2 separate regions of the Homo sapiens genome follow, and region 1 is linked to region 2. Evidence: chromatin loops called from intact Hi-C (ENCODE). Cell type or tissue: B cell. All regions are shown on one strand. Region 1 overlaps SINHCAF (SIN3-HDAC complex associated factor). Region 2 overlaps BICD1 (BICD cargo adaptor 1).

What was found. Hi-C counts contacts between places; a loop is a spot of excess contacts. Peaks named below come from ENCODE experiments on the same cell type or tissue, not always from the same donor. Only the 100,000 strongest peaks of a DNase experiment are listed, where the experiment ranks them.
Region 1: it touches region 2 in a loop (5-fold over the local background); 4 of 110 quality-filtered maps call a loop at or near these places.

The regions. Positions count from the first base shown.
Region 1 is chr12:31,315,550-31,320,549 of GRCh38, reverse strand. The region is part of intron 1 of SINHCAF (SIN3-HDAC complex associated factor); the gene reads left to right. Among named protein-coding and RNA genes, the nearest start is that of FLJ13224, 6.3 kb to the left of the region's middle. In B cell, no CTCF peak of the experiment used is centred here; DNase peaks (open chromatin) are centred at 103, 1,479, 2,739, 3,369 and 1 weaker place; H3K4me3 peaks cover 1,642 bases; H3K27ac peaks cover 4,224 bases.
Region 2 is chr12:32,262,447-32,267,446 of GRCh38, reverse strand. All of the region lies in intron 2 of BICD1 (BICD cargo adaptor 1), which reads right to left. Among named protein-coding and RNA genes, the nearest start is that of FGD4, 130 kb to the left of the region's middle. RefSeq lists enhancers at 1,234-1,343, 2,258-2,307, 2,348-2,397. In B cell, no CTCF peak of the experiment used is centred here; DNase peaks (open chromatin) are centred at 1,336 and 2,206; H3K4me3 peaks cover 1,223 bases; H3K27ac peaks cover 3,542 bases.

The DNA.
Region 1 (5,000 bases), 950 kb after region 2:
CTACCCGTTTCTGTGTACTATGTACAGCCAGCACCTGGTTGTAATACAAGACTTAGTTTCTGCTCTACAGCGGTTTACTATTGAGTAGAGGAGATAATGCAGTAAACAAGAAGTGAAATCTTATGTGGTAGGTGTTCTAATAAAGGTATGGAAGGGTTTTGTAAAATAAGTAATTCTTAAGAGAATTTCCCAGGTCAAGGGGATAGAGGGTAAGCCGTCTCAGGCAGAAATAACAGCCTGAGTAGAGGGTGGCTAGTTATTAAAGTTTGTTTGACACTCCTAGAATATCAGAATTCCAAGTTGGGAGCAGCTGGTAGGCAGGAGCAGATCCTGAAAAGCTTTGAATTCCTTGCCAAGGAGTTTAGATACTATCATGAAGCCAGTGTTGGTACCTTGGAAGGGAAGATTAGTAGTTGAACTTTAGGAAGATATCACATGTTTAAAGGATGTAGGGAAGTCAGTTACAAGGTTCTGACAGGAGTTCATGCACCATGATGAGGAACAAACAGGCAGTGGGGATGGAAGTGAAGGAAGAAACAGAATTTCTAAGGACTTCACAATAAATTTGATGGAGGGCCATGCAGAGGGTGAAGGAAGAGCTCAGTTGGCTTCCAAGTTGTTTTTGTGTGACTGTGGATGACAACCAAGATAGGTAAATAGAGGAAGAGCAGATTTGGAGGGAAGATTATATAATCAATTCTCAGGGTATTTAAAGATTGGAATGGATTGGTGGTCAGTTGGCCATATTTATCCTAGAGCTAAGGGGAGAGATTGGACCAGGGAATGAATAATAGGTATTACCAATAAGGTTGGTTAGTAACTTCCTGCGAGTGGATTGCCCAAAGACAGAAAGCAAAATGATACCTGAAATGTAAGAGGAAAAAAAGAGAGAAAGAAGAAAGATTGGTGAGTAAAAAGAATTGTCAGAGCTGAGTGCATACCTTGTGCCGATCTTTGTGTTGATGTTGTGTTGATGCTTTACAGATACTATTCAGGAGATTTGGATTTGTCATTATTATTTTGAGACTGAGCTTTGCTCTTGTTGCCTAAACTGGAGTTCAGTGGTGCGATCTTGGCTCACTGCAACCTCTGCCTCTGGGTTCAGGCAATTCTCCTGCCTCAGCCTCCTGAGTAGCTGGGATTACAGGCGCACGCCACCAGGCTGGGCTAATTTTTTGTATTTTTAGTAGAAACGGTGTTTCACCATGTTAGCCAGACTGGTCTCGAACTCCTGACCAGGTGATCCACCTGCCTCTGCCTCCCATAGTGCTGGGATTACAGGCGTGAGCCACTGTGCCCGGCCTGTCATTATTTTATAGATGAGGAAACAGGATTAGTGAGGTTAAGGAACTTTCCTGAGGTTTGGGTCAAATCAGGTGTGTATACTATCATGTATCCATTTTCTTAACATTTTTCTCAAGTTTGAAAATGGGAGAACAGCTTCATAGAGGAGTATATGGGGCTTTTCATGACCTTAAAGTCTCCCTGAAAAGGCTAAGTTCCTCTTTTCCCACAGACCTGGGCTTAAAAGAAAATCTTTAGTAATCAGAATTTTACCTTCAGTTAAATTTGTTGTATATATCTTGGGATAGATAGCATTTATTTTTCTGTAATGTGCAACTCTTATAAATTCAAGGAAATAAACAGAATTTCCCAATGTTACAGAAGGGCAAATAAAATTAGGAGTGACTTCCTATTTAGTTGTAAAGACAGAAGCAGAAATATACTCCAAATTGACTCATTGCAGACCCAAGTATGGTTATATTTTCTAACTCATAATCATCCATTAAAAGCAAATAAATATTCTTTCTGACACTTTCAGTTTTTTTTTTCATGTACTGGAATTCCTCTTAATCTAGAATTGGGAGACCTAGTTTTGTTTCTCTTTTTTTTTTTTTCGCTCTACCAAAATTGGAGGGGCCTGGTGTTTTACACTATCTAAAGCCCAGAGACTTGAATTTGTAATTTTATTTTTAACCTATGCCATTTCAGTTGAAGACTTGTTTATTTCTGAGTTTGACCTCTTTCCTATATAGGATGAGTTTTAGGCTCTTCTGCCAAGTGTGGATTCCATAGACAGCCACAGTTATAAATGCTTTACCATATAATTTCTCAGAGACAGGGCACATGTTTGAAGAGGCTGTTGGCAAACAAGTGGGGTCTGCTACCCCTTTCTCAGTTTTATTCTAGACAGATTTACATTTATCCCTTAAAGTTAGCTAAATTCAGGAATTTTGCTGAGATGTAGGCTGCTATCTAGAAGCAGGTAAGAGGAAATAATGTCTTACTGCTCCATGGGTTTCCTTAACTGCAGATGAAACATGTCTCATTATTGGGGAATACTGCAGCCAAATAGCCTAGCCGCGGGAGAATACAAAGCATTTAGTCCTGTTGACCGTTTGTGAAAAGTGTTGCTCCAGTTACACTGTTAGTGTTTACTGGATGCTGTACTTAAATGTGATTAATGATAGCATATGATTGACTAAAATGGTGTCAGTGGTGGCATTACCAATTACAGGAACTCAAGTATCCCCACAGTTTGTGATCGCGAGTATTTTTTCGTGTTATTTCTTTTCCTTTCCCATCATCATGATTTCTAGTTTGGCTCTAAAGAAATGCATCTCCTTCACTTCAAAGTTGTCTTTGGTTGCTTAGTTCTTTTTGTCTTTGTTCACTGCTGCTTCCTTCCCACTTTACAAATCTTTCGCTTGTCTCCTGTCTGCAGTTTCCTTCCCATTCTGCTCTGTGTGTATTTAGATCTTACCAGTCTATTTCGTAGTCTCTCCCATGGAGTGTATTTTCTAATTTGTATCTCTCCATCTGTATGTCTTTGAGGAAGTTTATTTAAGCTCTCTGTGCTTTTTTAGATTACTCTTAAGGTGTGTCTTGATAACCAAGGTTATTGGAGAGTGATGCTCTTGGTTAAAAAAAAAAAAGCAGGAGGTAGTAAAGTGAAAGTAAGCTTCTTTTATGCTTGTACTCCTCAGAGGCAACCACTATTTACTATTTTTAAGAACCAATTTAAAAAGAAGTTTGTGTAGTTACAGTCTCATTTTAAAAACATCCTGTGAGATTATACTGTATTACTACTGTTCAACTTGCTTTAAAGGTTGAAACAGCGTGCTGTGGTGTTTCAACCATAATTTAACCAGTCTGAAAATTCGTTGACATTTAAGTCACTTCAACTATCTTGTGTTTTTTTTTTGTTTTTAAAGACTTAGGCCAGTTGATTTTTAGAAAGAAAAAAATGATAATTAGAAGCTAGGGTTTTGGTTTATTGGAAACTTAAGGATAGTTTCATTTGGGAGGTTGTTCCCCTAATTTGTGCATATCAGAATTTCAGTTCCCAAGATGACTTGGACAGTTGTGAAGTTAACTGTTATTTACCACGTTTGACTATTGCTCTCAATTTTCTTCCATCTAGTCCACCCAGTGGTATTACTGAGTTTTGAAAGGTACTTTTGAATATTAAAAAACGCTTTACTTCTGAATATATAAAAAAGCCAGAAGAAGGAATCTAGAAAGTGGAATTGGGGAAGTTAGAGTAAATAATGATGTCCTTCAAAGCATGCATGCCAACTAAGGTGAACTTAACATATGTTAAATTCATCGTAATAAGAACCCTCTCCATATCCTTAAATGTGAGTTAACACCCTTATAAAGATTTAAAAAGACAAGAAAATAGTTGAATTAAATTCATCACCTTTTCTCTGTCTCCTATTCCATATTAAAAAGGGTACTAAAGCTCTAAAATTTGCATTTCAGTATTTTTCATTCTGTTTCCTGGTTGGAGCTTAAAATGAACAAGTATTTAGTATTGCTGAGATTTATAAGAGATAATCTTTAATCTTATTTATCAGAAAACTTTTCTTAAATAGCGTCTTTAATATAAACTATCGCTGTGAAACTCTTTTTCTTTCCTATGTATATTATTATATTCAGTAAACTTATGTGTTTAATTAGATGTAAAATTAGACGTTATTCTTGATCTTTGGCTTCCCAATTTCATTAGATGGGATTAGAATTGTCCCTTTTGTGTCTTTGATATATTGTGGTTATCTCATCCCTTTCTTGACTCATCAGCACCAAGGTTAGATTCATTAAGTTAGATTCATTAAGATCATTAAATTTATATGAAACCCACAGCTTTAAAGTAGAAGAAAACCCTACAAATCAGCCAAAACAGATGTTTAGAATTGATTGTTGTGTTTTAAAACTTTATTTTTTTGTTTATATATATTGTCCATATAATTAGTTATCTTTTTAAATTGCTTTTGCTGACTTAGCTATTACCTTTAATCTTTTTTAACTTTGGGATATTCAGTTTATTTGGTCAGAGCTATAATTATGGCATGGTTTTTTTTTTATTTTTTATTTTTGAGATGAATTTTTGCTCTTGTCCCCAAGGCTGGAGTGCAGTGGCACAATCTCGGCTCACTGCATACTCTGCCTCCCGGGTTCAAGCAATTCTGCTGCCTCAGCCTCCTGAGTAGCTGAGATTTACAGGCGTCTGCCACTACTACGCCTGGCAAATTTTTTTATATTTAGTAGAGACAGGGTTGCGTCATGTTGGTCAGGCTGGTCTCAAACTCCTGACCTCAGGTGATCCACCCACCTTGGCATCCCAAAGTGCTGGGATTATAGGCTTGAGCCACCACGCCCGGCCATGGTTGATTGTTTTTAACTGTTACAGTATTAAAACAATTTTTGGGTTTTTGGCTAATAGTAGTCAAAGAAAGAATGCCAGTGAAAGTGCTTTATAAAATGTAAAGTGCTATACAAATGACAACTTAAAATTTAAGCAACACATTTATTACACCTGTGAAAGCAAATAAAAGAAAAAACTGATCAACACAGTCCTCCTCTAAATTTCTTTCTGGCCCAGGAATGTGTGTATATTGCAAAAACAGCTATGTCAGAGATAAGCGTTACAAACTCCCATAAATAGGCATGTTTTAACTGTAACCTTTCAAATCCTGAGGAACTTCTCAAAATGTTTG
Region 2 (5,000 bases):
TTTACTGAGTACTTGTTCTCTGCCACACACTATTATAAGTGCTAGGGATACAGTAGTAATTAAAATACAAAACAAAAAAACTACAAAGATCTCTGCTTTCTTGAACTCACAAGAAATAGTTTAAAAGAGACCTAATCAATAAGTAAATTATGTAGTTTATTTAATTACAGTTCATTGTATACACTGTGTACATATGCAGGGATCCAGAAGGAGAAAGTTTGAAAGGCTAGGGATAAGATGTCTAGGAAAGAGGCAAATGGATAGACACATAGTAGTATCAGGTGTGTGATCTTTCGATTGCATGGTAACACCTATCAGAGAGCATTTACCAAGGAAGAGACACTAAACAATGAGATAGACAGAATGATGTGCATGACATGTCAGCCTCTGTCATCAGCCACTCCTGTGCTGGCACCATGGAACCATGAGCGTAATGGGGACTGTCAGTACATAACAGAAGTCAAACCTCAGAGCCAGGGTTCTGGGGGCAGGGCTCTAATTCCCACAAGGAGGAATGGTTTCTTACTAGAATGTGACTGAGGTATTATTCATTAACTTCGTGCTCATTCTAAATTTTTTTTTTTTTTTTGAGACAGAGTCTCATTCTATTGCCCAGGCTAGAGTGCGGTGACGTGATCTTGGCTCACTGCAACCTCCATCTCCTGGGTTCAAGTGATTCTTCTGCCTCAGCCTCCCGAGTAGCTGGGATTATAGGCATGCACCACCACGCCTGGCTATTTTTTTATATTTTTGGTAGAGACAGGGTTTCACCATGTTGGCCAGGCTGGTCTCGAACTCCTGACCTCAAGTGATCCACCCGCCTTGGCCTCCCAAAGTGCTGGGGCTCATTCTAAATTCTATCTTAGCTGTCATTATCTTCCATTTGAGACCATGCATTTTGCCAAAATAACTTTTAGATGATGCGGTTTAAGATGATTTTTTGGCAGTTTGCTTTTAGATGATGTTGTGGCAGCTCACATGAAGGAGTTTCCAAGAGTTAGGTCCTAATTAAAGAGGAAATGAATTTTTAGAATGTGGCCTGTTATCATATTTCCAGCACTATTACTGATAGTCGCTATATTGAAAAGGAAAGCCCCTGTTACATAATTGACAATGACCACATTTTAGTAAAATTTGAAATTTCCAGAAAATATAATTTCTAGTGTTTCTAAGACAAGAAAATTCTCCAGTAGATACAATGCATCTTTCTGATGAAATGACTCCCGTTCCCCTCCTTCCACCATTGCTGCAGGTTTCTATTAAAATAGACAGTCTATGTATGATAGAACTACAGGGCTATGACCTAGGAAGAGGAAGTGACTGCACAGAAATGACCTAAATAGAAATCGTGTCTGTGCTTAGATGAGGAAGTCTGTATATATCACTATTAAAAGTTTAAACAAATTTGTGAGAAGCAATGAAAGTCTCTATAGACTATGGATATAAAAATGGATGCACAAATAAATGGAGAGAGATGACACGCTTATTCATCATGCTGCCTAACAAGCCGTGAGACAGATGTGTAATTGGGGCAGAGAACAGTGTACATTCTTTATACTTTAGAATTCTCTTCTCCATTCTAATTTATGTAAGCTGGAAGTGAAGATAGAAGAGTCTGTTCTTGAGTTAAACTGCCGACCAAGACTGAAAATTTGTCCAGCAGAAGCTCTTCAACACAGAAAAATTATACTGTAATTTTCTTTTCTTTTTGTCTTTTTTTTTTTTTTTAAATAGGATCTCGCTGTGTCACCTAGGCTGAATGCAGTGGCACAATTATAGCTCACTGTAACCGCGAACTCTTGGGCTCAAGGGATTGATCATCCTGCCTCAGCTTCCCAAGTAGCTGAGACTAGAGGCATGCGACACTGTGCCTAATTTTTACTTTTTTTTTTTTTTTTTCTGTAGAAACGGGGTCTCACTATGTTTCCCAGGCTGATCTTAAAATCTTGGCCTCAAGGGATCCTCCCGCCTCAGCCTCCCAAAGTTCTGGGATTACAGGTGTGAGCCATCGTGCCCAACCCTGTAATTCTTAACAAAAGAACCAACTGAATTGATGTGAAAGTCTTAGTTTATAGTTACCTTATACATTTTTCTCCTTTAACCAAGACATTCGCATGGGAACTGCTTCTAGCCATGATGAAGTAAGAAAGGACTTAGCTTTTTATTGTGAGCAATTAGAGAACTGAACGAAGTACAGGAAGCAGCTGTTTTCAGACTGAACACGAGGCCTTGTAAGACTAATCTCTGTTAGAGGGGAAACAGATGGGATGAGCATGAGAAACACCTGGGCCTTCTGCTTGGAGGCAATGTATAAACTGCAAGTGCAAGAAGGGGAAACCCAGAGACCCCAGAGGCCTCGTGGAGGTAAGGAGAGGGGGCTCTGAGTTCAGAAGGCTAAGGCAGCTGGAAGTTGCAGAGTAGAATTCTGGAAAGGAGCGACCAGCACAGAAAAATAACTCCAGGAATCTGCATAAGGATTTGCTTAAGCCCTTTCTGTGTACAAGGTCGCACATGCCTATTCTGCAAAACATCACGCAAAATGCAGCAGTTACAAAGAAACAGGACAAGGTCTCTGCCTCTTAGGGGCTAAAATATAGTGAAGAATTTCACACTGGTAATAATTTCCTTTTTGCTCTGACATCTTAAAAATTCTATTTAGGCTGGGCATGGTGGCTCACACCTGTAATCCCAGCATTTTGGGAGGCCAAGGTAGGTGGATCACTTGAGGTTAGGAGTTTGAGACCAGCCTGGCCAACAATGGTGAAACCCCATCTCTACTAAAAATACAAAAATTAGGAGGGTGTGGTGGCACGTGCCTGTAGTCCCAGCTACTTGGGAGGCTGAGGCAGGAGAATTGCTTGGACCCAGGAGGCAGAGGTTGCAGTGAGCTGACATCATGCCACTGCACTCCAGCCTGGGCGACACAGCAAGACACTGTCTTAAAAAAAAAATTCTATTTAATTTCTAAAAACATTTTTTACTGTAACAAATGTTAGAATGTTATCAATTCTATATGTATTTTTTATGGAGAAGGTATTGTAAACATATAGCCAATCATTCATTCCTTTTAGTAGTTCAACAAATACTCACTGAGTGCACACAATATGCAAGAAATTGTGTAGATGCCGGGATTTTAAAAAGGATAGGATCTTGCCTCTTCCTCAGAGTTTATAATTTAGTTGAGGAGATATACTTAAGAGCTAATAACAATATTTAAGATTTATTGAATCCGTACATGCAAGTAATGTTCTAAGTATTTAGTACATAATAATTCATTTACTCCTCACAACAGCATTGTGAGATAGGTATTAATATCACAATTTTATAGACAAATAAATTGAAGCACACAGAGATTATGTAAATTTGCTTAATGATTTGCATTCTGTAAGTGGCAGAGCCAGGATCTGAAGCCTTGCAATCTGACTCTAAAACAGCTGCTATTAAATATTAGTGTATGGTGCTTTAAAAAATGAACTACTCTACTTGCAGATGTTTTGTGGTAAAAAAAATTTTAAAGAATTTTTTAATGAACTACTACTCATCAAGCATTTATTGGAGGCCCTACCCATGCAAAGCACTCTGCTAGACAGCAAGACTTAAATACGTGTAGAACAATCCCTCGCTTCAAGAAAACTATAGTCCGCATATGATTAACTTAAAATGATTATTATGGATTAATATTTGAAAACATCCATAATATATCACATGACTCCTGCAGGAAAAATATGCATTCTGAGTCTCAATTTACTTATGAATGAACTTTTGGAGTACCTTATTGCCAGGTGAGAACTGGCTCTATGATGTGTTGCAAATAATTATTTAGCATGCATTCTTTTATTTGTTAATACTTGAAACATGTTCTCACATTCTTTTCTGTAATACTTTTTTTTTTTTTTTCTTTTTGGGATGGAGTCTCACTGTCACCCAGGCTGGAGTGCAGTGGCGTGATCTTGGCTCACTGCAACCTCTGCCTCCCGGGCTCAACCAGTTCTCTGCCTCAGCCTCCCGAGTAGCTGGGATTACAGGTGCCCACCACCACACCTGGCCAATTTTTGTATTTTTAGTACAGGCAGGGTTTCACCATCTTGGCGAGAGTGGTCTTGAACTCCTGACCTCGTGATCCACCCGCCTCGGCCTCCCAAAGTGCTGGGATTATAGGCGTGAGCCACCATGCCTGGCCTTTTCTTATTTTAAAATGTTCACCAATCATGAAATAGAAGTCCTTTGGTGCTGTATGGTCACCCATTGTCTCAGTTTCCTAGGGCTGCTGTTATAAATTACCACAAACTTAGTGGCTTTTTTGTTTGATTTTGAGACCGGCTCTCACTCTGTTGCCCAGGCTGGAGTGCAGTGGCCAGATCATAGCTCACTACAGCCTTGGCTGCCCGGGCTCAGGTGATCCTCTCTCCGAAGTAGCTGGGACTACAGGCGTGCACCACCACACCTGGCTAATTTTTTTTTTTTCAATAGAGACGAGATTTCACCATGTTGGCCAGGCTGGTCTCAAACTCCTGAGCTCAAGCGATCCGCCCACCTTGGCCTTTCAAAGTGCTGGGATTACAGGCGTGAGCCACCACTCACAGCCTAAATTTGGTGGTTTAAACAGCAGAGTTTGTTCTCTCACAGTTCTGGAGGCCAGACACTTGAAATTAAGGTGCTGGCAGGGGCCATGCACCTTCAGAAAGCTCCTGCTTCTGGTGCCCCTGGCATTCCTTGTCTTATGGCAGCAGAATTCCAATCTCTGTCTCTGTCTTCACATGGCCACCTTCTCCTTTGCTGTCTCTTATAAGGATACTTGTCATTGGCTTTAAGGCTCACTGTAACCCAGGAGATGGACTCATCTCTAGATCCTTATCTTAATTACATTGGCAAAGACCCTTATTCCAAATAAGTCACATTCTGAGGGACCAAGGGTTAGTATGTGTGGAGCTCTGTGGTGTATCTTTTGGGGGCCACTATGCAATCTACTATACTCACCTTATTTATTCTTATTTTTTGTC